Regions from separate parts of the Homo sapiens genome. Here region 1 is linked to region 2. A link is a loop called in an ENCODE intact Hi-C map of the cell type or tissue named here. Cell type or tissue: heart right ventricle. All regions are shown on one strand. Links, peaks and the distances in the headings refer to the core of each region. The heading gives the core; the rest is flanking DNA.

What was found. Hi-C counts contacts between places; a loop is a spot of excess contacts. Peaks named below come from ENCODE experiments on the same cell type or tissue, not always from the same donor. Only the 100,000 strongest peaks of a DNase experiment are listed, where the experiment ranks them.
Region 1: a loop joins it to region 2, with 20 times the contacts of the local background. A loop is called at or near these places in 18 of 110 quality-filtered maps.

What each region holds. Positions count from the first base shown.
Region 1 is chr10:47,332,160-47,347,706 of GRCh38, reverse strand. No RefSeq gene overlaps it. Among named protein-coding and RNA genes, the nearest start is that of RBP3, 8.4 kb to the left of the region's middle. RefSeq lists enhancers at 4,515-5,177, 11,246-11,746. In heart right ventricle, for the core only: CTCF peaks have their summits at 6,735 and 6,934 (motif pointing right); a DNase peak (open chromatin) is centred at 6,966; H3K27me3 peaks cover 633 bases.
Region 2 is chr10:47,017,953-47,033,499 of GRCh38, reverse strand. No RefSeq gene overlaps it. Among named protein-coding and RNA genes, the nearest start is that of PTPN20, 110 kb to the right of the region's middle. In heart right ventricle, for the core only: a CTCF peak has its summit at 8,555 (motif pointing left); DNase peaks (open chromatin) are centred at 7,669, 8,569, 10,499, 10,959 and 1 weaker place.

The sequences.
Region 1 (15,547 bases), core at 2,503-10,502, 320 kb before region 2:
TTGAGATTTATTTCTATGTCCCTTTAATGCCTCCAGGGAACAGAACGGGTCCCCCTACAGCTTTCTAATGCTGGGAATGATGTGTCTGGACCACCATGTAGGGTGTGGAGTGTAGAGGCGCCCACCTTCCAGACATCACAGGACTAGTGTTCCCATTCAAATGAGGTTAGCTCTGAGAGTTAATGGCTAGAGGGGACTCCTGCTTCTTGAAGGCTCAGCCCACAGCCTGCAGTTCGCAGGGAGAATCAAGCAGGAAGTCTTGGGTCTCCGTGGTCCCAGGCTTCACATGGAATCCAGATCATTCCTCCTGACTGCATAAAGCACAAGAAACAGGGAAAGGTAGACTGCTGAACTCTTCAGATCCCAGCTCCTGCCACTTCTTATAGAAATAATGTGGGTGCTGCTTGCAACTGACTGGCTGTAGAAATCCAAGAAGTCCTGCTATGGGGTCGGAACCTGGAAGCCCTGCTTTGCCGCTGAATGCCTCTGGAGATGGGCACTTTCCTCACTTAACAGACAGACAACTACGGCCCAGAGAGTGGTCGCAAGGCCAGGGCAGAGCGTTGGGAGAGCTGTCCCAAGCTGGCTCCAGCAACACCGCCTTGGCTGAGCGGGCAGCAGGCAGGCGCCCCTGTGTGCCTCAGTAGGCAGCTGGAGAAGGTGGTCTCAGGGACGTGGGCTTTCTCTACACAGCTGAGACCCACAATCTGCTCTTTGGAAATCATTATCTGAGGATGTTTACCAACTGCTTTATGAAGGCCAAAGAGGTCAATTAGCTAAAACAAACATATTTTTAGCTCATTAGGATTTGTGTAATGCTCAAGTGACATATGGTCACATCACTCCACCGTATGCAGCCAATGGAAGTGAGCCTGATTTACGATGAGAATGGGGTGGGGCTGGGATGCTGCCAACACCTCCGGATGAATGCACTCCTTGCATATCCTTAGCCCTGCTGGGAAGCCTGGGCCTTCTCCTCTGCCTCCACTTGGAGAATCACAGTTCTGAGCATGCACTTCCGTGTCCTCAGAGGGCACTTGTCTGCCATTGCTTGAGTCCAGGCAAAGCTTCTGGCCCAGAAAGGGCTTGGGGGAGAACAGGAGTAAGACTGTCTTTGGGGAAAGGATTCCCTGGAGTCTTACTAAGATGTAGTTTCAGGATAGGATTGTCTGGACCTATCACTGGGATTTGATTTGTGTGGCTAGCCCAGAGCCTTAAGAAGGACGTGAGAAAAAATCAGACTGTTGCAAGTCCCTGGGGTGCCTGAGTTGGATGGGGCATGGGTAGAGAAGCAGTGCTTCTCCTGTGGGTAAGGCCCAAGCAGGTGGAAGAGCAAGTTCTGTCCTCAGAGTTCTCCAGACTCCAGGGGGCCAGGGTGTCCTTGCCCCCAGGCCGTGGGGGGATGTAGGAAGATGGCAGCCAGCCTCCTTAGCTCATGAGGAGAATATGTTCTGGGTAAGTCCCCAGAGTGAAAGCCGAGAGCTCTACATCTTCCCATCCAGACCCTGACAACTGTAGGGCCAGGGTGGGTTCAGAGAGTCCACTTGATCTTGGGGGCTGAGTTTTGGAGTTGGAGGGGGCTGGAAGGCCCTGCACCCCCTCACTTATACAAATGTCCTGTGGGCAGAGCTGTGCAGGGTAGCTTAGAAGCCATCCTGAACTGAACTGGTGAGAACTGAATAGGTGAGTGGGTGAGATCTTGATAAGGTGACATGAGACCTTGATCAGGCGACATGAGACCATGATTAGGTGACTCGACTGCTCTGAGCCTTGGCTTCTTCAAAAGGGAAAACAGAATAAGGAGAAAAGCCTCAGTATTGCTGGAGGATTAGGTGTTTCCATCCTAGAAGTTATGAAAGGAAGTTGAGGACGTAGGAGTTGGTGAGGGGCAGCTTGGGTCTGCCTGGGATTAGAACACCCCTGTGGTATTAGGGAAAGTCATTCCAAGAGGCTGGGGCTGCCCTGGAGACCTGGAGTCCTAGGGCTTCTTAGGCTCCAAACCTTTCCTGGGCCTCTACATATCTAAGGAGAAATGACCAGACCCAGGCTCCAGAGCCCAGCCCTGCAGCACCTGCAGCGCAGGTTAAGAGGGGGACAATGACACATCAGGGCTGCTGCAGGGATGGTCAGGGAGCAAGCGGAGCTGGGCAGTACAGGAAGGAGCGTCTTGCCTATTGCATCACAGATGTTGTCTTTTCAGTGGCCAAAGCCCTCGTCTGTCTATTGTTTTATGTTAGTTTTCCCCTCGATGTTTTATAATGGAAATGTTCAAGTGGTACAGCAAATATCTATATGCCATCATTTAAAGAAATGCTTTGACATGTTCACATTTTAAAGAACTTATCCGAGCAGATAGCGATTCATGAATCTGGTAGCTCCCCACAAGAGGCAGTTTGGGGCTCTGCAAGGGAGCACAAGGGGAGGCTTCCACAGGGTGAAGGCAGAAGTGGAATAAATATTACAGATGCTTTGGTTGCTTAGCGTTTCGGCCCTTGCATGATTTGGGACATCCTAGTGGAAAGTTCGAGACCATGCAACTGATGTCCAGTTGGCCATCAGTGGTTGGCTGGACTTAAGCTTCGGTTTCTTTTAAATTAGCTGCTTACAGTAAATGAGTCTGAGTTAGATTTCAATTTGCTCTTGTAGGAAATCAGGGCGTTAGAGCCACCTTAGTTTAATGGCTGCCTCCCTAGATTCTACCACAGACATTTTATTACCCCTTTCTCATCTCAGCTCCGCCTCACTAGCCTCTTCTACCCTGCAAGCCTCCTCTCCCCTGCAAACCAACACATTTTTAAATGCACTTCAAAGCAAATTGAACCTTGACTTTTTATTCATTTTATGTATTTTCATTTTACTTTTTTCTTAAATCAGAGGAGTAAAACATACTCATTTTTGTAGAAATGTGCAAACAAACCTTTTCCAAAGCTTTTAAAATCCAGCCTCCTTTAGTAACAAATAATCAGCATTGAATGTCTAGCCATTGTCACCTGTGTCTGTGTACACGCAGGGAGGTGCACATATAGGAGAGATCCATCCACACATCTATGGGCACCCCATCCATTTGTCCATCCTATTGTCAGCCGTTTATTAGCATAGATGATAATTTGCATTTTGTTTTACTCACTTAAACATACAACACAAACATCCTTCCCAGTTGAAGTATACTCATTAAACTCATCCTTTTAATGGCTACATGTAGTCTGGGGATCCCTAATCTAAAAATCTGAAATCTGAAATGCTCCAAAACCTGAAACTTTTTGAGCACCGACACAACACCACAAGTGAAAAATTTCACACATAAGTACTTAACACCAACTTTGTTTCATGCAAAAAATTATTTAAAATATTGATATAGTTACCTTTAGGCTATGCGTATAAGGCATACATGAGGCATAAATACTGTGTTTAGACTAGAGTCCCACTCCCAGGATATCTCATTATGTACATACAGATATTCCAAAATCCAAAAAGAATCTGAAATCTAAAACACTTCTTTCTCCAAAACTTTCAGATAATGGATACTCATCCTGTAGTAGTTCTTGATGATTTACTGACCCTTTGTGAGGCATATTTTAAGCTTTTTCTGTTTTTACTTCAATATTGTTTCAGCGATATTGCGATAAATGTTTTTGAAAACGCGTTCTTAAGGGCCTAAGGTGCTTTTTTGTTTGTGGATAAATTCCCAAACTTGGGCTTGCTGAGTCAAAGGGCATATACACTTGTTTGTTTCCTGTATTGTATTTTTTCAGTACCTTTTAAATTATCTAATAAGTACGTCCTTTTTTCACTACTTAATTGATGTATAATTAACATATAATGAACCTATTTGAAGTGTATCATTTAGTCAGTTTTGACACATGCATACCCCCCCGAAATTCTCACCGCCACCTGGGCAACATATATTGCTGTCGCCCTCAAGTTTTCCTGGTGCCCCTTTGCTCCCCAGTCCCCTCTGCATTCCCATATCCAGACAAACATGGATTTACTTGCTGCCAACACTATAGATTAGCTTGTAGCTTCTAGAATTTGCTATAAAAGAAATGATACCCTTTTTTTATCTGTTTTCTTTTGCCCAGCATAATGATTGTGGGATTCACCCATATTGTTGAGTGTACCAATAGTTCATTTATTTTGTTTGCTGAGTAGCCTTCCATTGCACAGATGGACCACAATTTGTTATCCATGCACCTGTCGATAGCCCTTCAGGTTGCTTCCAGTGATGAATATTACAAAGAAAGCTGACATGAGCCAGGTGTGGTGGCTCTCGGCTGTAATCCCAGCACTTTGGGAGGCTGAGGTGGGCAGATCACCTGAGTTCAGGAGTTCGAGACCAGCCTGACAGACAAGGTGAAACCCAGTCTCTACTAAGAATACAAAAATTAGCTAGGCATGGTGGCGGATGCCTGTAATCCCAGCTACTTGGGAGGCTGAGGCAGGAGAATTGCTTGAACCCAGGAGGCAGAGGTTGCAGTGAGCCAACATTGTGCTACTGCACTCCAGCCTGGACTACAGAGCGCGACTGTTAAAAAAAAAAAAAAAAGAAAGCTGATATGGATATTTGAGTGCAAGTCTTCGTGTGGATGTGTGTCTTTCTTTTTGCTGGAGTAATATAATACCTAGGATAGGAATGTATATTTAACATTTTAAGAAATGACTCAACTGTTTTCCAAAATTTAAATTTCTACCAGCAGCAAGAGACTACCAGTTCCTCCACATTAGTGGCAACAATTGGTAAGGAGAGACAGTTAAATTTTAGCCATTCAAATAGGTATGTTGTGGCATCTCATTGTGATTTTAATTTGTATTTGCTTAACAATTAATGGCGTTGAGCATCTTATTATGTATTCATTGGCCACTTGTATGTCTTCTATGGTGAAATCGATGTTCAAATCTTTTGCTCATTTGTTGGGGAAGGGAGGCAGTTGTTTGTCTTATTATTGATAAAGTAAAAGTTATTTTTATGTTCTGGATGTAAGACTTTTGCCTGATATATGTGTTGCAAATATTTTCTTCTAGTCCATGCCTTGTCTTTTCATGTTGTCAACTGTGTCTTTTGAAGATTGAAAGTTTTTCTTTGATGAGTCCAAATTTATCATTTTTTCCCTTTACGATTCATGCTTTTAGTGACACAGCTAAGAAATCTTTGCTGATCTCAAGGCCACAAAACCTTTCCTTTAGTATTTTGTTCTAGAATTTCTACAGTATTAGGTTTCACGTGAGTCTATGATGTATTTTCAGTTAATTAGATATCCAGTTGAGCCCACGCTAGTTGTTGAAAAGACTTTCCTTGTTCTAGCGAATTGTATTGGCATCTTGATAAAAAAGCAATTGATCGCATCTGTGTGGGCCTATTTCTACACAGTCTATTCCACTGCGTTCATCTATTTGTCTGTTTTCTACCCACATCACACTCTCTTGTTTACTACAGTTTATAATATGTCTTGAAATTATGTAATCTGAGTCTACCAACTTTGTTATTGTTTATCAAAATTATTTTGGCTATTCTAGTTCCTTTGATTATCCATATACATTTTTGATTCAAATCATTGACTTTACAATCAGATTATTGATTGGGATTGAATTGAATGCATAGATGAGTTTGCAGACAATTTACCTCTTAACAATACTGAGTCTTCCAACCCATGAATACGTTATATCTCTTTACTTATTTAGGCCTTCTTTGATTTATTTATCAGTGTTGTGTGGTTTCACTATATAGATCATGCAAATATTTTGCTAGGTTTATACCCATGTATTTTGTGGGGTTTTTTTTTTTTGGTGCTATTGTAAATGGCACTTTTTTCTTTAAATTTTAATGTCCAGTTATTCATTATGTTTTGATCATATATTTTACAACTTGCTAAACTCCTTCATTTATTCTAGTATACATTTGGAAGATTCCTTGGAATTTTCTAAAGGGGTGTTCATGTTGCATTTCTTGATTGACAACTTAAGGATGCTATTTTTTTTTCTTCTTTTTTTGAGACAGAGTCTCGCTCTGTTGCCCAGGCTCGAGTGCAGTGGCGTGATCTCGGCTCACTGCAAGCTCCGCCTCCCGGGTTCACGCCATTCTCCTGCCTCAGCCTCCGGAGTAGCTGGGACTACGGGTGCCTGCCACGAGGATGCTATTTTTTACTCTTGCCTTATTGCTCTTGCTAGGGTCTCCAGTGCCTTGTTCGTGATCTTAGGGGGAAAACATCCAGTTTACCATTAAATATAAAGTTAGCTGTAGATTTTTTTTTGGTAGATGCCCTTTATCAGTTGAAAATTCTTTTCTATTCCTAGTAATTTGAGAATTTTTTAAAAATCGTGAATGAGTTTTGAATATCGTCAGATGCATCTACTAACATGATGTTTTTTCTTCTTTAGTTTGTTAACATAGTTAATCATATTGACTGGTTTTCTAATCTCGAACCAGCCACTCATTTATGGGTTAAATCTCACTTGTTCATGATGTATTAGCCTTTGAATATGTTCCTGGATTTAATGTACTGGTATTCTGTTGAGGGCTTTTGCATGGTTATAAGGAATATCGCTCTCAAGTTTTCTTTTCTTTTGGTTTTGGTATCTAGGTAACGTCTACCTCATAAAAGTGTTGGAAAGTAATTTTTTCTCTTCCTATTCCTCCCCCTTTCTATTTGCTGGGAAAAGTTTGTATGGAATTGATATTATTTCAAGTACTTGAGGGGCTGAGAAGTATTGCGCTAAGCATGAAAGGAGGGCTGGTTGGGCTTATACCTTATTCCTACTTTTCGACTGAGCATTTCACAGTTTTGTGTCATCAGAGGAAAACGATAACTGAAGTATCAGAACATAGATTATTCCAGCTGTTAATGATCTATATTAGAAAGTATTCACAGCCTCAAAGATGACATCACTTGCCTGATGTCAGTGATTCCAGCAGGAGCTGGAATCATGAGGGTGCATTACCCACTGCTGCCTCCAGGGGGTGCTGTGTGTCAGGCAGCAGAGCCTAGGGCCTTTGAACCTGGATGAGTTCTGAGGTGTGTAATGGGTTCAGAATAGTGACCAAGTTCCCATCAGCCAGGGGCTCATCACCCACACAGTGGTTGGGTGGAAGGATAGAAGCCCCTTCTCTGCAGGATGGAAGCCCCTCGGAAGCACATGGCTGTCCTGCCCTTCCCTGCGCGACACCTTTTCTGTGCAGTGAGGACAGAAGTTCAAGTTTTCAGACAGAGTACATTTCAGCCAGAGATATCCTAGAGACTGAACACAGGAGGGTGGGGCCTTAGGCTGTTTGGAAGGCTTGATTTGCACAAAGAAATGAGGAAGCAATTTGCATCTGGAGAGAATGCATGAATGACACTGTTTAACAGGAAGGTAAGACCACAAGGCTAGCGACCCAGGATCGGAGTCGGGTCCCTGCTGTCTGAATCTGCAGGGCATGTGCCGTGTTTATGGATGATGCCTTCATCACTCCCCACCCAGGCCATTTCTCCTAAGCCACTGCTCCTTCTGCTTTGGGGATGAGAAAGCTGGGGCTCAGGGAGAGCACAGAACTTGCTCAAGAGCACAGAGCTGAGGAGACATGGACCTGCTAAAGGGAGAGAGGATCCCACACACACTGCCCTGAGCTTTGGTTCCTGTTTGTGTCGTAATCCCAGGCACGGACTTGTGGCAGGAGGTGGGGTGGGGAGAGAGGCTCCAGCAGGGACTAGGACCCCTGTGGCTGTGGCAAGGCTGTGTCTCCAGTAACTGCAGGGCATTAGTCTAGAGGAGACGGAGGAGATGGACCCCGCACTGACAGATGCAGGGGTGAAGCCTGAACCCAACAGGCAGAGCAGCCCGGGCGCCCTTCAGGAATCCAGGCCATTAGGTGGGATGACACAGGGGGCTTGGGAGTCGTTAGTGGAACACAGCCTTGGGAATCTGACAGCAGGACATTGCAGGGTTTGGGAAGCAGGGTTCACCGGGGAGGCCTGAGAGCAGGGAGGGCTCAGGGCCCAGGGCTGGCTTAAAGTCCAGGGAGCGAGGCTGGGTCCACTCATCTGGATGTGGGCTCAACATGAGGACCAACTTCTGGGCAAGGCGGAGTATGCAGGGAGCAGGGGGTGCGAAGTGTGGCCAGGCAGCAGGAGGCAGCCTTCTCTCTCTCTTGCCTAAGGTATCTGATGTGGAACTGATTCAAGGAAGTGGGAATGTTGGTCCAGGGGCTCGGGGTGGTCTAAGGCAAGGAGGTCCCTAGCAGGCACTCACAGGAGTCATCTTCCTCCCTGAGTGTCCTCCTTCATCAGCACCCTAGGCACTTTCTAGAAGCTGAGCAGGGATGCTGAGGTAGGTATCTCAGTGGAGCACCACATCCACGAAGCCCTGTGCCGGGCGCTGCCCTGACAGTCCTGTGCTTTGGAAACCTGGGCTTGTGTGTCCTGAGCCTTGCTGCAGAGAGGACTTGGTCTACAGGGGCATCTGTTTCCCCACCGGTGGATCTGTCTCTGAGAAGAAAAGCCTGGATTCTGTCATCTGAGGACAGCCTAACAGTGAGGAATTGGAGGAGATGCTTTGACTCATAAAAGGGAAGAAGTAGCTGGGACAAAGGCAGAATGGCTTTGGAAAATACTTACCGCTTCTGTTTGTACCCTGTCATGAAGATTGTCTCGTTTAATCTTTTTTTTAAAATGATTTTCTTGAGATACAATTCACCCATTTAAAGTATATAATTCAATGATTTTTAGTATTCACAGAAATTTATGACCATTACCAAAATCAATAATATTAGAACATTTTCATCACCTCAAAATAAAACCCTGTAACCTTCAGCTCTTACCCACTATCCACACCCGCATCCCTGCCTCCCAGCTCTAAGAAACTACTCATCTACTTTCGATTTCTATAGATTTTCCTGTTCTGGAATTTTTCACGTGAATAGGATCGTATAATATGTGACTTTTTGTGACTGGCTTATTTCATTTAGCAAAATGTATTCAAGGTTCATCAATGTTGCAGGTTCATCCATGGCTCACTACAGTCTCCACCTCCTGGACTCAAGTTCACTCCTTTTTATGGTTGAATAATATTCCATTCTATGCATATGCCACATTTTGTTTATTCATTCATTAACTGATACAAATTTGTTTTTTTTCCACCTTTTGGCTATTATGAATAATTCTGCTATAAAAATGTCTGTATAAGTTTTTGTGTGAACATACATTTTCATTTCTCTTGGATACATGCCTAGGCATGGGATTGTTGGGTCATATGGTAACTCTATGTTTAACTTTTTGAGGAACTGCCAGTTTTCCAAAGAGACTGTATAATTTTGCACTCCCACCAGCAATGTGTGAGTTCTGATTTCTCCACAACCTTGAAAACAATTATTATCCAACTTTTTGATCATAGCCATCCCAGTGGGTGTGAAGGGGTATCTCATTACAGCATTGATCTGCACTGCCTGATGACTAATGAAGTTGGGCATCTTTTCATGTGCTTATTGGCCATTTGTGTATCTTCCTTGCAGAAATGTCTATTTAGATGATTTGCTTATTTTAAAAATTAGGTTATTTATCATTTTATTATTGAGTTGTAAGAGTTTTTTATATATGCTAGATTCAAGTCCCCTATCATATACGTAATTAGCAAGTATTCTCTCTCACTCTGTGGATTAATCTTTCACTTTCTTGAAGATGTCCTTTGAAGCACAAAATGTTTTCATTTTGATGAAGTCCAGTTTATCTAATTTTGCCTTCATTGCTCTTGATGTCATATCTAGGAATCTTTTTCCAAAGCCAGGCTCATAAAGACTTACCCCTATGTTTTCTTCTAAGAGTTTTAGCTCTTATTTTTAGGTCCTTGATCCATTTTGAGTTAAGTTTTGATTATGCTATGAGGTAAGGAAGCAAATTTATTCTTTTGCATATGGAAATGCAGTTGTACACCATGTTCTCATTTAATCATTACAATCCAGAGATATCATGAGCCTATTCTTTAAAATAAACATCTCCCTTTTACATCCCCGCTTTAAGGAGTCTTATGGGGAGATGTAAAATGGAGATGTTTATTTTAAATAATAGGTTCATGTGATTGTGGGAGCTGGAAAGTCTGAAATCTGTTGTGCAAGCCCCAGCAGACTGCAAATTCAGGCAAGAGTCGATGCTGTAGTCTTGAGACCAAATTTGACAGGGCAGGCAGCTGGCTGGTAACTCAGACAGGGTTTCTCTGTTGTAGTCTTGAGGCTGATTGCTTCTTCCTCAGGAAACTGCTCATCAGGCCTTGAACTGATTAGATGAGACCCACCCACATTATGGCGGATAATCTGCTTCACGTACAGGCTACTGGTAGCAAAAGTGTATCACATCCACTAAATACTTTCCCAGCAGCATCTCAACTAGTGCTGCACCAAACAGTTTGGCACCATCGGATAGTCAAGTTGACATAAAATCAGTCATCACAGGTAGTATGGTTGCCGTTTTTTAGGAGAAGAATCTGAGGCTCGGAGAGGTTAAAAGATTTCTCCAGAAGCACAGTCAGTCTAAACATAAACTGGATTATCACGTGCTGGGCGAGGAGTCAGGAAAGGGAAATGGGAAAATGTTGGTCAAAGGGTACAAAGGATACATAAATTCCAGAAATCTTCTGTGTAGCCTAGTGACTGTGGTTAATAATGCTGTACTGTATACTTGAAAATCATAAGAGAGTAGATCTTAAACATTTTCACCACAAAGCATGTAGGGTGATGGATATGTTAATTAGCTTGATTCAATCATTTTGCAGTGTATACACAAACATCACATCGTATACTGTAAGTATATGCAATTTTATTTGTCAATGACATCTCATGAAGCTCAAGGATAAAAACGACACTTGGACCGGAAGCTGGCTCCTCAAGGCACTCCGTTCTTATGCCCATATTAAGCCTCTCTGTTCTGAGAACAGTCCAGGCTTAGGGAGCACTTGAATTCTCAGAACTCCAAGTAGGTTCCAGGAAAAAATACCATCTCATTGATGGCAGACACACACATTGTGTGAATGACTAGAGTTTCTCTAAAGCATACATTCCTCCTCTCACTGTGCCTGAACTCTTAGTCACAGCAATGTGGGGTGCCATCCTCGTTTAGGAAAGTTCTTCCATGACGTGGCCTCTCTGTTTGTGTTTCTTCCTGCTGTTTCCCCTAAGCCCATCAGACGTATGCGTGTGTCTGAACTCCAGCAATAAACAGGCATTAGGATCTTTTCCCTGAGAGCCGCGGGCACTTGGCTTGTCTTCGGGAGGCTGTGGCTGCCTGGCAGACGGAGGGCCTGGGGGTGTGCGCGCGGCAACTTCCAACTCAGGTATGACTAGAAAGGCCAATGGCACTAGGAGAGTGTGGGAAAGACAATGAAGAGAGGAAGGAAAAAAAGAATGAGGAACAAATGAAGGTTTCAGGTGACAGAGAACGCCGTGGCTCAAATGTTTTCCTGAGCATTACACACAAAGAGAAGCAGGCAAGGACAGAAGTGCAGGCTTCCCGAGAACCTGGGAAACATTTGTGTATGTGGCACTTTGTGGATGATGAGCAAGGACCCAGTGATCCATGTCTCCTGGCTGTGACCATGCAGCCAGTATGTGACCTGGTCAGGATTTGAACACAGGCAGGGCCAACCCTCCCTCCGCGCCCTGACAGCCACCCTGCTGTTTCCAGTTGGCCTCTGCTATTGGCTCCTGAGCTGCCCCTGACTGGGGATACTGCATAACATCGTCCAGTACCCTAGTACTAGTTACACAGGAACAACAGGCGTTAACCAGAACCATGCCAGGCAAACTAGGATGATGGTCACTGAGCCAGAGGAAGAGGTGGCCCAAATACTGCCTAGTGGGAGCATTGTCCAGAGAAGGGAAGAAGAATGGTCCAGCACTAACATAGATGACCACAAAAGGTGCCAGAGGTTGGGCTGCAGCATGGCCTCCAGGATTTGAGTGTGATGTGGGGGTACTGAGTGCTCACACACTGCCCACCTGGCTCACATGAGGTGGTCACACCTCGGGCATTGTCGGGGATTTGAAAAATGTTTGCAGCTTCATGTCTTTTGGGCTGGGTCTCCCTTCATTTTGTGTCCACTGCTGAGCCTCAGAGTGCCCGGTCCAGTTTGGCCTGGGGACAGTCTGTTGCTTCCAAGAGTCATTTCCAGGGTCAGCTTCATTTTACTGATGCTGAGACCTCCAAATGCCCTTAGTACTAGGGATGTCACCCCCCACCAACCGAGGAGAAATGTCAATGCTCAAGTTCAGAACACCAGGAGACTGGGAATGCAGATGGACTTTGAGACCTCTCTTCCCTAGCTTTCTGCCTACACACTCTCCTAAGAGCTAACAGGTCAGTAAGAGACATCAGGCATGAAGATGTCAGTGCAATGGGGGGACAAAGTCACCCAGAACCACCTACTCTCAACACCAACTCATTCACTTCCATTCTTTTTTCCATGTATGGATTTTACAAAATCACAGAAGAAAAAAAGACCATTATCAATTAAGTGACATGTCTTTTTGACATTCTTCTTCCTGCCATTTGCTGTGTGTCTTTCTGGTCCTTTTATGAACTACTTCCTTATATATAAGCATATCCTTGGAACACAGATGCTCTGTGGGTTTTTATGTATGTGCCAGATATCACATGCCACTCCGCAACATGCTCGTTTTGCTCAGCACTATATTTTTGATATGTAGTCATGTGGGTGTGCATCAACTAGGATGATTTTTAATGGCTCTACATTATGTCACCATAGCCATGTATCACTCTTTAGTCAGTTCTTCACTGACTGATGGATATTTGGTCTGTCACAGTTCGGGTTTCCAGTGAAACAGACAGAGATGGGACTGGCTGCAGGAAGCATGCCGGTGGCACCCTAGGGAGCTGCACTTGTCAGAAGGGGAGGGCCTTGGACTGCACAGAGAGAAGGAAAGTTTGAGAGTGATGCAGCTGCCATGGACCTCAGCCAATTCCAAGGGGAGTGGGGTTGTCTCTTCAAAGTCACCCCAAATTGAAGCCAGAGCCAAGCCTTCATGCCCCCTATGCCATTCTCGGATGGAGATTGTCCTCAGGGACGAGATGAGACCTGGGCAAGTTGCTCCCTATAGGCTATTGAAGGCAATTCCAGGGGAAGGGGTCCTGATCTGGGCAGGTGCTCAGCACCCACTATGAGGCCATGGCCAGCCTTTCATGATTGCAAGTGATGCTCCAGTGCTTCTCTCTGAAGTGCCTGTTTGCTCATGTGCAAGCATGTCTCCAGAACGGGCGTAAATAAATGGAGTTTCTAAGTGTTTCATCTCTATTTGATGCTGCTGAATTGTCCTCCAGGATGACTGAAGCCATGACAGTCCCACCAGCCACTGATGATAGTGCTCATTCCTCCCCTTACCAGTGCCAATATGCTGTATTGTTACATGCTTTCATTTTTGCAACTCTAATGAATATAGAACGGAATCTTGTTATCATTTCCATTTGCTTTTCCATAATTATAAATAAGGCTAAGCACACACATAGACAACACTCTGATGCAAATTCTCTCTTCTACTTCTGACTTTGGCCCTGAATGTAAACCACAGCATCCTCAGACACAGTTTCTTCTCTTCCTTTCTTTCTGCCTCAGTTTGCCCAAGAAGAGAGTGTTTCCTCTGAGCCTTTTAGTAGTTTCAGAAGTTGCCTAATGCATCAGAAAGTCCTGTTGCATGCATGTGTGAGCCTGTGTGGGTGTGCACATGTGTGGTGCACATATGTATACATGCACACATGCATGCATGCATGTGTTAATGTGTGATGTGTCCATGTGTGCACACAGGTGATGTGTATGTAATCAGTGAGAAGTTTCTGTTAAAGAGTCTTGCAATACTCATACTCTTTGAAAGAGGAATCTTAACTCAGAGCCTCTATCTTAAAAAGTGTATGAAATACGGAAAGATTGAATATATTAAGTTATAATGTAATATATTAAATTATATATGGTGTGTCCATGTGTGGACGTGTCCACGTGTAGTGTGTGGTGTGTCCACGTGGACATGTATATCCAGCTACGTGTCTAGGGCGGGTATGGGTGAGGGAGCTGTCATTCCTGGTCAGGCTCTGCTTCAATTCAAACCTGTGTTGTTTGAGGCAAAGAGGCTGGTATCTGGGGTGACTGAAGACACACACAGTCTTGTTTTCTTTCTATCTCCTGCTGCCCCTCAGCTGTGTGTCCCAGTGACTTCTGGAGAAAAATTGGATGCTCTGTAACCCTACCCCAAATCAGGTCCAGGAAGAAAGAGGAAGGAACTAACCACAGTTCATTCAATTATTCTCCTATTGTTGGTCATTTTAGATAGTTTTCTGTTTTTCAGTATGAAAAGCAATGTTCGGTTAACATCAAATTATACTAAATTAAAGCTAAACTTATTTTTTAAATTAATTTAATTAATATACTGAATCTTTCCATATTAAATATTGATTTTTAAGATACAGACTTGGAGTCAAGATTTCTTTTTCAGAGAGTGTGAGTATTGGAAGGCTCTTTAATAGAAACTTCTTGTTGATCTGATCTTCATTCCTTTGGTTAGTAGTAAGAGCAGCTGCCTTCCACTGAGGGCTCAGAGCATGCCAGTGCCAATGCCTGCGTACGACTAGCATCTGTGTGAATCTCATCTTCCCATCTCTGGGCTCTGGTCAGAATTTGTGTAGTAGTAGTAGTCCCAGCTTCTTGGGAGGCTGAGGTGGGAGGATTGCTTGAGCCCAGAAATTAGAGGTTATAGTGAGCTAAGATTACTGCACTCCAGCCTGGGCAACAGAGCGAGACCCTGTCTCAAATAATCATTTTGAAAATCAATGCAGAGTTGTCACAATTTTATTTTGCCAAGTCTGAACATTATTAAAATAAACCCCACAAACCTATTACCTACTGTCTCTATTATTTCATAAAAAGTAGGAAGATATTTGAACACTCCTGAAACTGTATTTGGCTTTTACAAACAATATTTCATTGTCTTCATTTTTCTCACTTTGATCCAGAAAGTGACCCAGCCCCTGGCGCCTGGTTGGCTAGAACCCTGTCCATTTCTGCCCAAGCCTAACCCCCTCCACCCTCCAGGGAGATGGCTCATATATCACGGCTCTCCAGGACCAAGGGGTCCCTGGAGTCAGAGCAGAAGCTCATGGGAGGGTGCTGAGGAGAGACAGATTTTGGCTCAGGCTTGAGAACATCCTCCTGATAAATGGGCGTGTTCACATGAACCAGGCTTTCTGGGAGAGTGGTGGGAGGCTGAGCCAGAAGTGTTCCAGGGAAGCTGAGGCCACTGCTGTGCAGGTTTCTGCCTGGAGTAGGTGCTCTTTTCCAAGGTTCAGATTCTACAATTTGTAAAGGAAAAGAAAAATGTTCTGAAGGTTTGTTCAGTCCTACCCTGCATAAACCACCTGTGTTTCCCGCTAGCTTGAGGTGTGGCCTGCCTTGGGCATGGTTTCCTTGGTGCTTCGGGAGAAGGCCAGGGAAGAAGTGGCAGCAGTTCCGACCCCTCCCCCAACTCGCTGCTGCACGGATATCACAGGCTGGCCTTTGAAAGATGAGCAGTTTCTCTGACCTTGGCTGA
Region 2 (15,547 bases), core at 4,889-12,888:
CCCCCCCACCAACTAAGAACTGGAACCGTAAGAGGCAGATGAATGAAAGGAAAACAGATTCAAGCCTGAAATCCTCCCCACCCAGCCAGCAAGCTGTCTCGAGTGCCCTCTCGGCTCAGTCTTCAGTGAAGTGACACCTGGTGAGGATGGGCTGTGGATTGTCCCCCTCACCAGCTAATACACCTGGATTACACAGTCACCTGGAGAATGAGCCTCAGGGTGACCCACCTCCATGTCAAGGGGAATCTTGAGGTCCATGAGACCCAGCTCCTATGTGAGGGGACCCACCTCCGTGTCAAGGGGACTCTTGAGGTCCATGAGACCCAGCTCCTATGTGAGGGGACCATTCCGCATTATCCCCAAAGTTGGAGTGCATGGAGCTACCATATGATCCAGCAACCCTACTGCTGGGTCTATACTCAAAAGAAGGAAAATCAGTTTATCAAAGTGATATCTGCACCCCCATGTTTATTGCTGCAGTATTCACAACAGCCAACATGTGGTCACTGAGCTTGACTGATGCTCAGTGTCCATCAATAACTGAATGGATAAAGAAATGAGTGAACAATGGAATATTATTCATCCGTAAAAAAGAATGGAATTCTGTCATTCATGGCCACATGGATGAGCCTGGAGGACATCATGATAAGTGCAATAAGCCAAGCACAGAAGGACAAATATCGCATGTCCTCACTCATATGTGGAAGCTTAAAAAGTGGGTCTCATGAAGATAGAGAGTGGGTTGGTGGTCACCAGGGACCAGGAAGGTTAGGGAGAGCAAAGGATAAAGAGGGGTTGATTGATGGGTACAAATATACAGTTAGATAAAAGAAACAAGACCTCATGTTCAGTAGATCAATAGGGTGACAATAGTTAAAAAAAAATCTATTGTACACTTCAAAGTAACTAGAAGAGAATAATTAGAATGTTTCTAGCATAAAGAAAAGACAAATGTTTAAGGTGATGAGAATCCCAATTACCTTGATTTAATCTACACATTATATGAATATTTCAAATTATCACACATACCCCTAAAATATGTTCAACTATTATGTCTCAATAAAAAAAAGTTGGAGTCCAACTTCCCCCAAGACACCCCAGGAAGGGGTTTTGTGATGAGCAACAGCTCAGAGATCAGAAAGCCCCCTCTAAGTCTTGCTGACATCCTCCTGTCTCTGTCGGGGAGCTACAGAGCCACTCTGGAAGCAAATGCTCCCTTCCCCACCCCTCAAATGGAGCAGTCCCTTCTGGACATGGTTCCAGGCCCATCTTTTTCCTGCTCAGCCACAGCACCTCTTCAGAGGACCTCGGTGGGGTCTGCGCAGCACCGAGGAGGCTTCACTCCATTCGGGCAGTTCTGCCTCTATGGAAGACAGTGGCTCAGAGAGTCAGAGAATGCCCTCTGGAATCTTCTGTGGCTCTGACTCACACCCAGCCAAGGCCTTCCCTCTCCCCACCCAAGTCTGACCATGTGAGGAGCTTTGCACACAATGTCCCTGATTCTCTTGCATCCTTGTCCTCAAGCCAGAGTGGACTCAGCGAAGTGCAATGATCTGAGGGCTGTGCTTACTCGAGGCCCACCTGGGCCTGCTGTCTGCTCCTCCCTGCTGCTCCCAGGGGAGTCCCCCCACTTCCCCAACATCCCCAGCCCCATCTCCCCTGGCTCCAGGCTCCATTGCAATCTGAAAGCTCTACAGGCAGCTCAAACTCAGGTCCCAAATGGAACTCATTATGGATCCCTCCAAACTCACTCCTCCTCCATCCCCTGCTCCAAAGAATGACATCACCACCAGCCGGTCCCCACGCCAGAAACCTGGGAATCATTTGAGGTGTCTCTGGCCCTCATCTCCACCCCTAGCAATCAGTCAGCATTGCGGCTGCACTGGCCTGAGGTTTCCTGAGCCCAGCCCACTCCCTTGCCCACTGTCATTCCCTGGCTCAGGCTCTCATCTTTTGCCAAGGCTGTTACCGCACCAGCGCCCTCACTGTCTTTCTGATTCTAAGCTGGCTCCCTGCCAGTCCTTCCCTAGCACAGGTCTCAAGATGATCTTTATAAAGGTCCAACATGGTGTGTCATTCCAGCTCTAAATCCCTCAAGGGCTCCCCCTACATTTCAAGAACTCAAATGTCTTGACACAGCAAGGGAGAACCACGTGACCTGGCTCAGGCCTGCTCCCCGACCTGGGAGCCTTTCTCTTCTGCACATTCAACACTGCTTTTTTCTCACTTTGACCCTTGTATTTGGACTCCCTTGTCCTCCATCCTCATCCCTGGGCAGTGGCTCTCAAACCTAAGTGTGCATCGAAATCACTGTAGGGGCTTGTTCAGGCACATACAACACTGGGATCCCCTCAGGGTTTCTGATAGGTGAGTTTGGGGTGGAGCCTGAGAATCTGCATTTCCAATGTCAAGTTCATATGATGGTGATGCTGCTAACCTGATGGCCACACTTTGAGAGACAGCACCACCACTAAAACCTTCAATAAGCGCTCGAAAGGACCCAAAAATGCTAGCCGAATGAATGAATGAATGAATGAATGAGTGGGATACACTCTGGCCAGCCAAAGTTTTGCAGCCACTCGTTAGGACTCTGTTGACTGGATCTCACGTATGTGAGTAATCTTGGGTGGAATTTCTGAATAAGTTAAAAAAGACAAAGCTACATGTTGCTTTTATCAGGGTTGGGGGACCCCTGTGAGTTTCTCTTCGAGGTCAGGTCCTGCTGTGCGCCCTAAGGGTCAGCATCTTTCCCAGACACGGAGGTGGGAATTGGAGGGCCTGGGCCTGGGACCTCTGAATGCATTCCCGTTACATCATTTGGATTTCTTTATAGACTGGAGAGTTTACAACATCATCAAAACACATGTTTTTGTGATTTTCCAACAGCCTTGATTCCTGCTACCATGTCCTGTTCCCAGGCCACCACTGAGCACAGCAGACAGATGCCAGCAAGCATCTGAGCTCTCAAATGCACACAGCATGTCCCTTCTCGTGGGCGGGGAGCTTTGGAAAATGGAACACTGGGTGTGAAAGACCCAGAAAGGGCCCTGTGAGGCTGCAGAGAAGGGGTGAGGGTGAGGCCAGCCTGCCCAGCCAGACCGTAACTGTGGAGACTCCGTGAGTTTCCAGAGTCGTGATTAGCATGAAGAAGCCCCTGGGGCCCAGCACAGCCATGATGACCAGCACAGTCCGCTGCATCAGCCACCGAGGGCCTGGGCCCTGTGGAACTCGCCGGGGTAGTGCTCATGATCCTGCTTCTCAGTGTATCTGGACTAGGAAACCCCATGGTGGTCAGGACATCCAGGGGAGCTGACGGTCTGTGGCCACATCACTCTCCCCTTCAGGCCCACCAGGCTGAAAGGGCAAATTCCAACCCTCCTTCAGAAAGGGAGTTCTCCCCGAGTCCTTGAGATCCACTGCTCTCTTGGGGCTAAACTGTGTTAACGAAAAATTCAGATGTTGAAGTCTCAACCCCCAGTACCTCTGAATGTGACTGTATTTGAAGATAGAGTCTTTAAAGACATGACTGAGTTAAAATGAAATCATTAGGATGGGCCCTAATCCAGTATGACTGGTGTCTGTGTAAGAAGAGGAGACAAGGACACAGACACTCAGAGGGAGGACCATGTGAGGACATGGCAGAAGGCGGCGTCTGCAAGGCAGGGAGAGAGGCCTCAGGAGAACCCAGCCCTGCCGACACCCTGATCTTGGACTTCTAGCCCTGTGGGAACTATATGGGAAACCGTGGGAAAACGACTTTCTGTAGTTAAGCCCCCTAGTCTGTGATTCTTTGTTTCTGAAGCTCAAGCCGACTAAGACAGACTCTCCAGAGCCCTGGCCAATGCGGGCCTCTCTGCTGGGTGAGGAACTAAGCTTAGCGTGCCTCATGAAGGGGTTCAGGGGTGTCCCTGAGGCCTGTGCCCATTGCCTGCTCTGTCTTCCCCCTGGAGAGGGCCCTTCAGCTCTGTCTGCCCTGGGCATCTCAATCCCACCCTGGCTTCCCATCCCCACAGGGTGAACTGCTTGAAATGCAGATGTGCTCACTGAGAAAGAGGGGCTTGAGCCAGGTTTCCAGGCAATCCTCACTTGACTGAGCCCCAGACGGCAGCACTTTGGGCCCCATCCCCCAGGCACGGCCTATTCCCCTGGGGCTGCACAGAGGCTGTGGGGCTGTTACCTGGAGCTGACCTTCGGTGCCATACAGCCCTTTTCTCTCTGGCCTGAGCATTAGCCCTCTCCCCAAGGCGGTCCTGCCTCCTACCCCCAGAGGGGTGTGCTTCCCTTTAATTTCCTGCTTCTTCCGTGAGGATCTGGAAGCCACCTTGCCTCTGGGTGGGACCTGAACTACACACCTATAGCTGGAGATGCTGCCATGGAGCGGAGAAGGAAGGAGGTGAGCTAAGAGAAGGGGTGGGTGACAATTCTCTTGACACCAACCGGGGACCCACAATTCAATTCATTTCTAACACAACTGCCTGGAGCTAGCACAGACCCCACAAGCTAGGGACTCTGCCCTGCAAGACTGCACCCACTTCAAGATGCCAGCCACAAATCTCAGGGGCCCCAGGCCACCTGCACTTCTGCCTGGCAGAGTACACATTTGGGGGCTCCCACAGACCGCCCCCTTGATAATTTGCTAGAACAACTCACAAAACTCAGAAAAGAGCTGTCCCTACTATTACAGTTTATGATAAAGGCTACAGATAGATGGCCACATGAAGAGGTCCTTGGGGCCAGATCTGGGGCAGGGCCCATGCCCTCCGGGCTCCCCTTCCAGCACACCCATGTGTTTCAGCATCAGAAAGCTCCCTGAGCCGCCCGTTCCAGGGGCTTTGTTGGGGTTTCATTACACAGACATAATGGATGCAATCGCTGGCCATGTGACGGAACGCAATCTTCAGCCCCTGTGCCTCCCTGGAGGTCAGAGGTGGGCAGGGCCGAAAGCATCCGTCCTGTAATCAAGTGCTTGGGTTCTCTGATGCCCTTCCCTGCCTTATCCCACTCAGGTGTGGAGAACTCTGGTGAGGGCCCTCCTCTGGGATACAGACCACTGGCTTCTCTCAGCATTTTCATGTGGCAGAAAGTGGGTAAGAAATATTCTGGGGGTCCCTTTTATAAGGCACTAAACCCATTCCAGCGGGCTCCACCTTCATGACCTAAATCACCTCCCAAAGGCCCCAATCCTAATCCCATTACCCTGGGGATTAAGATTTCGGCATACGAATTTGGGGGGACATAAACATTCCATCCATTTTCTCTCCCCTCTCTCCTGAGTGACCCCATAGGGTTACTGGGTGAGGGTACCACTCTCGGTCTGCAGGCCCCACTCCTCCTCCCACTGCCGAAGGTGTCTAGACCCAAAGGAGGAGACCCTGCCCCGAGTCATGCTGCTCCCATACTGCCACCAGGCTGCTGGGATGCTGGGTGGGGGGCTGCAGAGGCAGGTGGGGGCCCCGAGAGTGGTGTTAGGGCACCCTGCCCGATCTTCTAAGTGACAGGAGAGTGGGGCAGGGGTGGCGCCCATGAAGAAAGGCTGTTTTGCTGTCCACGTGGAGAGTCATACAGGGGATCACAGTGTACAGCCTTGGGAAAGCTCTCACTAAATAGTCCTTGAATGGAACTGGGGGGGCCTGAAGCAGGTGGGTTAAGGGGAGCCTCCATGTGTCTGAGACCTAAGAGCAGGACTAACTTGGTGACCAGCCGGCTGGGTAGGCAGAGCAAGGGCTTCAGGCTTCTGTCTGGGCTGTGAGAGACCTTGTGGATGCAGGGTAGGGGGGCAGGAAAGAGTGTGGAGTGGCAGCTTCATTGCAGACGTGCTGAAGATGAGGACACGGGAGCCTGGGCAGGGGTAGCCATCAGACATGAGGACACCTATGTCTGAAACTCAGAAGTCAGGGCAAGAGGCACAGATTTGGGGCTAGCCATGCCATGGCTGCTGGGGAGGGCATGCTGGGGCTGTGATGGAGAAGTCTCCTGTACAGCCCTGTCCCTGACCTCCCACCCCTGGCTCTCTCCCTCTCCCCAGGGCACAGCTTCCCAGGAAAGAAAAGCCAATCCCATGAAACATTGGTGGTGCAAGCCTGGCAGCATCTGTAACGCTCTCACTGTGCTGTTCCTTGTTGGGACTAAGACAGCCGCACCAGCAGGCTTCTCCAAGGACTGGGCGAGGCTGCCCTGTGAAGCACATGGCCCACAGGTCCGTGCACCCCTCTGCCACGCCCTGGCTGGGGTGGGCACTGGTTATCCCTTCCCCATTGGCCTCAGGATCCGGGTTGCCTGGCTTGTGGAGACTTGTGCCATGCTCTTCTGATTAGCCAACTGTGGAGGCTTCCAGAAGTGCAGGGCGACAAGCCTGTCCCACTGGGCCCCATCAAACCCCCCAAGTGCTTCCCTTCCCACTCCAATACCTCTGCATCTGAAGCTCCATCTGAGGCTGGGAGGCTCCTGGCTTCTTCCTAGGGCTCTGGCATGCCTCACCTTGGCAGAACACCCTCAAAATGTGAACACAAGTGTGTTGGGGTACTGACGCAGTCGATGGGGAGAACCTGGCAGGTGTGGCATCAGGCTGGCAGCTTCTGACCAGCCCCATGACCCCTGGGTGGCCACCATTCCCTTCTCTGCAAAGAAAGAGGCCATGAGTGACCCCCTCCTCTGGTGGGGTGAAGCTTCGAGGAGATGGGACCCTTGTCTGCCTGGCGCCCAGCTTCCACTGGCACCAGTGGGCATTCAGTGCAGGAATCCCCTCTGCCCTCCCCCTCCCCACCCCTCCTATCCAAGTTGACATCCTCACTCCGGTCCCTGTGGGGTACTCAGAAGGAAGGCCCAAGGCTGGGCAGAGGGCTCACTGGATAGCCCAGGAGCCCAACTCCCCACTTTCTCCACCCACCAACACCTTGTGGGCGAGCGCCCCCCAGAGCCCAAGGGCCCAGGGCAGCAGCCCGTCCTGGAAACTGCTGTGAGGCCTGGTTGTGCACTCAGGGGCAGTGGCCGGGCTCCTGGCTTCCGGCAGAGTCCCGCTGGGAACTCCAAGAAGGGAATGGTGAGTGGGAGGCCCTGACCTTCTTCATGTGTGTGGATGGAGGCAGCTGGACCCCATGAGGAGCTCAGGTCACAGGGGCTGGGCCCTGGGAGTGAGGGGTCAGGGAGGCCAGAGCCAGTATGTGCTGGTTGCAGGTCCAATCCTGTCAAATCCTCACCTTCTTCACGGGAGGGGAGGCGGTCACTCTCATGAACCCTATTTTACAGAAGATGAAACAGGCTCGAGGAGGGTTAGTACCCTAGGCTCACACAGCTGGGGGCAGAGCTGGGATTAAACCAGGTTGGATGGGGCCAGGGACCCTGAGTGAATGCACCACCCACGCTGCCCTGCAGAACCATGTGGAGATGGGCACAGTGACCGGAGGTGGCCTTGGGGGTCGATGACATTTGCAGGCAATAGTGTAGCTCTGGCTCTCTGTAGTATTTCCTGCAGGGAGGCAGAGGGCAGATGGGGTCTCTGCCTCATGATCCTGCAGGGAATCTGCCGTCAGCGCTGGAGCACCTGTGGGCACTTGATCCTATCCAGCTGTAGCAGTTGTCATCCCCAGGAGGGGCCAGAGTGGCAGACAGACCTCCGTGCCCCTCTTCAGGAAGCTAAGGGTGACTGGAGCTCACAGGCCTCCACCCAGCCTGGACTCCTCTCTCCCAGGCTTCTGGGAGTCATCCCAGAGGAGGTGGGGCCCAGAGTCCATCCTGTCCAAAGACCACAGACTTGGATTCCTGCAAGGGCCAGGAAGGATGAGTAAAGAGCTGAGGATGGGGCCTGGTGGAGGCTCTGGCCACCCAACAAGCACCAGCCTCTAAGAAAGGCACAGCCACTGACTGTGCATCTGTGGGCTACCAGGCTACAGCCTCATGTGGACAGGGTCGGATGAGCCCCTGTTCACACAGGTCTGGGCTAGCAAAGTCCTACAGCCACCCTGCCGCACCACACAGGGGAGGGAGCAAAGGCCCCCGACTGCAGAAGCCCCACCCCATCTGGCTTCAGTCTTCTCTCTGTCTCTGGTCCTGAGGCCCTCACACGTTCCCTGCTCTGTTCCCAACACACCCTCCTCCACCAGACTGCCTCTGAGAGCAGGGCACAGGCAGCAGGCTATGCAAGTGAGAGGCTGTGGAGTTAGGCCTGGCTCGCTCCACCTCCCTGCTGTGTGACCCTGGGCAGGTGCTTCACCTCTCTGAGCTTCAGTGTTGTCACTTGACAGGTGGTTGTGAAGATCCAAAGCAATAATGTGTGTCAAGTGCTTTGCATGCAGCAGATGAAGCCTTCCTTTCCTCCCTGAAATTAACAAGTGCAGTGCTGGGAAGTGGGAGTCAGGCATAATATTAAGTCCATGCTCAAATAGGTTGTGGGTCTGATGGCAGAGGTTTCCAGCTGGGGCTCATCTGTTAGCCATGAACTTCTGACCCAGAACAGAGGAGGAGACACAGGTTCAGCAGCTGAGCGTGTGAGTTGGGGAGTCAGGGGATCCTGCTTCCCAGTACCTGCCTCTGGCAGGGTCCTGATTGCTGCGCAGGTGGGCAACGCCACCTAGTGGGCATGCATAGTGCCATGACTCAGGGTATTGATTGTCCTCACACACGCGCACATACACATGCACAGAGCTGTGAACACACACCTCAGGCCCCTACCCACACCTTCACCCGCACACAAACGTCTTCTAGCTTCTTACCCCTTGGATCCTATCTTGGAGCTGAGCATCAGCAGCCATAAAACCATGCATCCTTCCTCTTTCCAAAAGCCAATTTGGGGATTGTGTGAGGACAGCCAGGTAGTCTGAAATGGAAAGGGGGTGAGGTCACATTTGCTAAGGGCATGATAGTGCATGCCAGGCTCCAAGCCATGAGGGAGGTGTCACCGTAGCACTGAAAGGTTAAGAGCTTGCCCAAGCCCACCCAGAGAACACAAGACTGCAAGCCCCAGGCTGTGCAGCTGTACGGCCTGGTTCCTACAAGCTCCACAGACTATTCCATCATAAAAAAGGGTTTTTCTGGATCCTTTAACTTCCTTCTTGAACTAGATTTTATTTGAAATGGAATCAACTTGACTCATAATTCTATTTAGGGTCCCGAGATGATTTTCTAAGTGACAGCAGAACCTGCATTCTCAGCAGCCATTGTCTAACCTATGCTGTCCTCCTCCTCCTTCTCCTCCCAGCAACGGTGTGTGTGTGTGACTGTGTGGTTTGTGTGTGCACAAATGTGTGTGTGTGGTTGTGTGTGTATATGTGGTGTGTGTGGTGATGTATGGTGTGATTGTGTGTGGTGATGTATGGTGTGATGTGTGTGTGTGGTGTGTAGTGTGTGTGGTGTGTGTGATGTGTGTGGTATAGTGTGTGGTATAGTGTGTGTGGTGTGTGTGTGTGGAGTGTGGAGTACTTGTGGAATGAATGTGTGGTGTGTGTTTGTGGTATATGTGCGGTGTGTGTGGTGTGGTGTGCATGTGTGGTGTGTGTAATATGTGGTGTTTGTGGTGTGGAGTGTGTGTGGTGTGTGGAGTGTGTGGAGTGTGAAGTGTGCATGGTGTGTATGGCATGATGTGTATGTGTGCATGGTGTGTATGGCATGGTGTGTACATGTACATGGTATGTGTGATGTGTGGTGAGATGTGTGTGTTATATGTGGTGTGCCGTGCATGTGTGGTGTGTGTAATGTGTGGTGTGTGGTGTGTAATGTGTGGTGTGTGTGGTATGAGTGTGTTTGTGGTGAGTGGGGTTCGCGGCACCAACAGGCGCTCAGAGTGTGGTTAAACCCCTGCTCTGCACCAGATGTCCTGGGTGTGTTCCTGTGGAACCCGTGCCTGGACTGCAGGCTGCTCCTGGTGCCTTGTTTCTAATGAACAGAACAAGGCAGAAGTCATCGGCCACCACTTCCAAGATTAGATTACAAAAAAAAAAACCTCGGGTTCTGCCCTGGGTGCCTCCTGCCTGCTCCCTTGCCTGTTTCAGGGAAAGCCGGTGGCCAGGCTGTGGCCTGGAGAGGACCACGCAGCAGAGAACTGAGCCTGGCCTCAGCCAACAGTCAGCAAGTGATCTGCCAGCAACTGCCTGAGTGTGCTTGGAAGCAGAGCCTCCGAGTGAAGAGAGCGTGTGGGACGCCCTGAGGCAGAAGACCCAGCGAAGCCACCCCAATCCCTGCCCCATAGGAACCGTGCGAGGATAACTGTTGTTGGAAGCCACCAAAGGGAGGGCAGTTTGTCACACCGCCACAGAGAACTAACTCAATGGACCTTTTCTGTCCCCTTCTGAGCCCCACACTCCCTGCTATAAAGTAGGGATTGGGTCACAGGTCATGCTTGCTTAACACGGTACTTGGGACCAAAGAGAGACTCAACAAAAGTTCCCTTTTTCCTGTCCACACTCAGAGGCAGGCTTGGATCCTGCTCACCCAGCCTCATGTGATGAAAAACTCCAAGTCAGGCTCCGTCCCACAGCTGGGGTCTGACAAACAGCACCCCCTTGCCAGCCACGGCAGCTGGAGAAGGAGGTCGCCGGCAGCTGGAGAAGGAGGTCGCCAGCAGCAGGGCTGGAGAGCAGATCTGATGGCATCAGCTCGGGCTTGCTCCGTCCATGCCGGGCTGGAGTGTGGCCATCACTCCCAGCCACAGAAGCTCGTTGATCTCTGACCTCCCTGGTGGGAACAGGCCCTTCTCCAGGACAGGCCAGGGCACCTGCACTCAGACAGTCTGCGGGTGCTCCCTAGGCCAGGGCTGACAGCCCCGATGGAAAGCTGATGCCCTGCCTTTGGCACAGTGAGTCCAGGAAGAGGCACCTAGCCACCACCCACATCTATGGGAGACACACCTAGCCAGCTCCTGATTCCCTAGCCTCACTCCAGGCACCTCCTAACACTCCTTCCATCTTCCTAAGGGGCAAGAGGCAGCCTCCCACCCCAACAACGCTGGCTGCTGCCCAGGCTAGCCCAGTGAGCTCCATCTGCAGTCCCATGGCGTGGATCCCAGGACCCTGACTCCTGGGAGTGGGCCCTGGGAGGAGTTTCAGAGCTGCTGTCTCCCAGGGGAGGCTGGCCAAGCCCCTCTTCTCCTGCTCTCCCTCCCGTCAGGCACAGCAGCCCCCTGCTCTGGGAAAGTACAAAGACCTCACCTCTGAGACCCCTCCACCTTCGAAGCTCTAAAACCAGGATTCTCGCATGAGCCACCCTAACAGCAACCCTGATAAGATGTTCTTCCTACTTTCTAGATGACGAAAGTCAGACTCTAAGGCTCAAGAGTTTTTGGCAAGGTCACACAGCAAGGGTGGCAGTCTTAAACGTGGCCCCAGAATCCCTTGACTTTCCTTCCACTGAGGGGTGGGGTTTATGCCCTGTCTTTGAGCCTAGGCTCTGTGGCTGCTTGGCCAAAGAAACACTGTGGACATGATGCTGGGCCAGTTTCTGGGCTCAGGCTGTAAGAAACCTGGGTTCTCTTGGAACCCAATCATCCTTCTCCGAGGGTGCCCAAGTGGCCCAAGGAGAAGAACCTGGCTTGGCCCCCTGCTGACAGCCATGCGGTGTGCCATCTTGAAAGCGGACCCTCCACCCCACCTTGAGTTGCCCAGGTGATGCCACGGGGAACCATCCCCATGAAGCCCGACCCACACTACAATGTCATGAGCTAAATAAATGTGTTTTTCTAAACCGCTAGGTTTCAGGGTAATTTTAAGTAACTGATACAGCAAGAAGTGATGAACACAGTTCAGATGATCTCCAAGTCCACGGTCTTTTTGATTCCCAACCATGGCTGCCTCCCTGATTCTCACTGTATTAGTCTGAAGAGCTTATTAGGGGAGGAACAGAGGCCTTGAAAAGACCCCCAAACTGAAATCCCCTTCCCCCCAGGGACAGCCCCCTCCAGGAAATTCCTTTCAGGGCTGTCCTCGCTGCATTTCATCTCTAGCCCTGCGGCAGGGGTAGAATTCTCAGATGACCCCTAATGACTTTTGTCTTTTTTATAATTTTCCTCGAGTGAGTAAATGTGAGTATGAAAATCTATCACTCTCAAGATTATGTTACTTATTTCGTGCAAAGACTTTGCAAATGTTATGAAGGTTACTAGTCAGTCAGTTGGCCTTAAGGAGATATTTTCTGCTTGGGTCTAACCTAATCACAGGAGACCTTTAAGAGTAGAACATTTTTTTTCTGGTGGTGGGAGATGAGGTAGTCAGAGAGATTTGATGCTTAAAGGGGCTTGTACACTAGGGAGGTTCTCCTCTCCTGAGACGGAGGGGCCATGGGGCCAGGCCCTGAGAGGAGCCTCTAGGAGCTGGGGTGGTCCTTAGATATCAGCCAGCAAGAAAGTGAGGACCTCAGTCCAACAACCACAAGGACATGAATTCTGCCCACAATCTGAATGAGCTTGGAAACAATTTTTCCCCCAAATTGTCCAGAAAAGAATGCAGTCCTACCAACAACTCAATTTCACTTGTGGGATTCTGGGTGGACAACCCAGTTGAGCCCACCGGGACCTCTGACTTACAGAACCATGAGATAAATGAGTTAAGTTGCTAACTTTGTAATTTGTTACATAGGAATAACAAAATTAATACGATCCCGTTCTTTTTGTTTCCAGACTCTTCCTTCTCCAAAAGTGTCCTTCCTTTTTTTCATTGCAGACCTTGTAAATGGGGTGACATGTAGATCTTTAAGCCGTGGCTGGAGCGTGGGTCTACAGCCTTGGCCAAGGCCCCTGGGCCAGCCCTTGGGAGTAGTGTTTCCACCCATAGCTGAGGGCTGAGTGTGGGCCCACAGTGGAATGCCTGAGCGTGCACTAGCTGGGCCTCCATGGCCTGGCAGAGCCTTCCTGGGCTGGACCGGCTGAGTTTCTGAGTCCAGGGGATGCCGCCAATGATCAGGCTCCCAGACTTCCTGTTAGGGTGACTAAGCCCAGCCTTAATTAGGTGGACTCTGATGATCTGTTCTCTCTCAATTTCCTCATTTCTAGGACAATAATGGTTCTCTGTTCATACCAGAATTTCCTCCTAAAGAACCAGCCCCAGACTCTTCACACCATTTATTCAGTCTTCTCCCTGTGTAACCCCAGCCTTTCCCATCTCTTTCCTTTTCTGAAACCCAGCCACACTCTTACAGCGCACGCTTACACTGCTGTACAGGTGGGGCTGAGTGTGCCTGACGCCCCTTCACCTCCTCTCCTCACCCCAGTTCTTGGCCACACTCTAGAACGCAGATAACACAGGAGTTCCCATGTCCATCTTTGAAATGAGAAGCCTGAGGCCCAGAGCCCTCAGCACGGAATGGAAGGCTTTGAATGCAAACCTAGAGGGTTCCTAGTTACTTTATGTCTCTGCAGTTACTTTCCAGGTTTTTAAGGACAGTGATCTTTGTCTTCTATCACCACTGAAGTTATCCCCTTCAGAAAGAAGCACTGGCCTAGATATGCAACAGATTGTTAAAAAAAAAAACTGTCTGATAATTGCAAGGTTGTGTATTTACTTATCATATCAAGAAGAAACGTGTGGTTTTGACTCTCCATTTCCTTACTAATCATCTTATCTGTGCTACAGCACCACCACATTATCTGTGTCCACTCCACGGTGGTATGTTCACCACATCACTGGAAAATAATGCCACTCACTGACAGCACACCCCCACCAAGCTCCATCTTCTCAGAGGATGAGGGCCCAGACTCTCAACACCCTCTTCTCTCTGCCCCCTGCCATTGTCTCCAGAATGGGAGACGACGCCAACCTCCATGCTCTGACTCTGCTGAAACCCTGCTCCCAGGCCCTCTCTGGTGGCCTCTGACTCCACTCTTCTCAGCCACACACAGAAACATACTCATCTTGGGTTTCTTCATCCCTCAAGAATCAAACCAGCTCCCAGGCCAAGCCCTCTGACATTGCCGTCATTGGCCACAATCTGCCTCCCCTTCCACCTCTCCCCAGGCCTGGTTCACCTGCTTTTTATTTCCATAAAGAACACCCCATTCTTTTATCCTGCAAGTCCCTCCTGAAACCATTTTCAGCTCTATCCTCACACACAGACCAAACCCCTGCAGAGTCCCCCTTTCTATGGCTGCCTTGTCAGGAACCAACCATGGATAAGGCACCACCTGCCTTCCTCTATCTCCTGGCCAGTGCGACATGGAGGGGAAGCTGTGCAACTGTGTGCCTTGGCTCCTTGACAAGCCAGGCAACCTCCATGAGCCCCCCAGGCTGATGCACAGCCCAGCTCTTCATCCCTTGCTAGCATCCAACAGCTGTTCCCAATCTCCTTCTTTTTCCCCAGTCCACAAACCCACCCCCACGTCCCAAACTCGTACCAGATGAATTCACTTTATAATTTATTGAGAATTTCATCCTATAATGACATTCTCACCTTCTCTCCCCTTCTCCTGAGAATGTCTCTTATCTTACCCCAGTGTGTCTTTTTCTGTGAAATACCCTTCCTCTTTTTGAAACAAACATTTCCCTCTGGACTCTAAATCTCTCAGCTTCCTGATTCCTTCCTGACCTCCTTCCATTTTTCTGTCTTCTAACTTCTTAAATTTTTATTTTTTAGCTGTATTGAGATAGAATTGATATACAGAAAATTGCACACATTTCATGTATACCTCTTCATGAGTTTGGACATATGCACACACCATCACCACAACTAAGGAACTAAACATATTCATCACCTCCAAAAATTTGTGTACTTTTTTGTAAGTCACTTTTTTTGTAAGAACACTTAACATGAACTCTGTCCTCTTAATGTATTTTAAAATGCACAATGCTGTATTGTTAACCATAGGTACTATGCTGTACAGCAGATCTCCAGAACTTACTCATCTTGCATAACAGAAACTTTATACCTTGAAAAACAATTCCCCATTTCTTCCCCACCGCCAGCCCCTAGCAGCTGCCATTCTACTGTTTCTATGAGTTTGACTATCTTAGATGCCTTATGTAAGTGACATCATGCAGTATTTGTCCTTCTGTGACTGGCTTATTTTACTTAGTATGTCTTCTAGGCTTATCCTTTCTTTTGCAAATGGCAGGGTTTTCTTCTTTTTAAAGGCTGAACAATATTCCATTGTGTATATGCATGGCAGTTTCTTCATGCATCCATTGATGGACACAGGTTGATTTCATATCTTGGCTATTGTGAATAGTGCTGCAATAAATGTGGGAGTGCAGATATCTCTTTGATATACCAATTTCTTTTCTTTTGGGTAGATACCCAACTGTGGCATGTCTGGGTCATACAGTACTATTTTTAGTTTTTTGAGGAACTGCCATGATGTTTTCCATAATGACTGTAGTAACTTACATTCCCACCAACAGTGTAAGAATGTTCCCCTTTCTTCACATCTATGCAAGCATGCTATTTTTTGTCTTCTTGATAACAGCTATTTTAACTGTGGCTAGATGATATTGCATTATTTTGATTTGCATTTCTCTGATGATTAGTGACGTTTAGCATTTTTTTCATATATCTGTTGGCCATTTGTATGTCTTCTTTTGAGAAATGTCTATTCAGATATTTTTCTCATTGGATTATTATTATTATTATCATT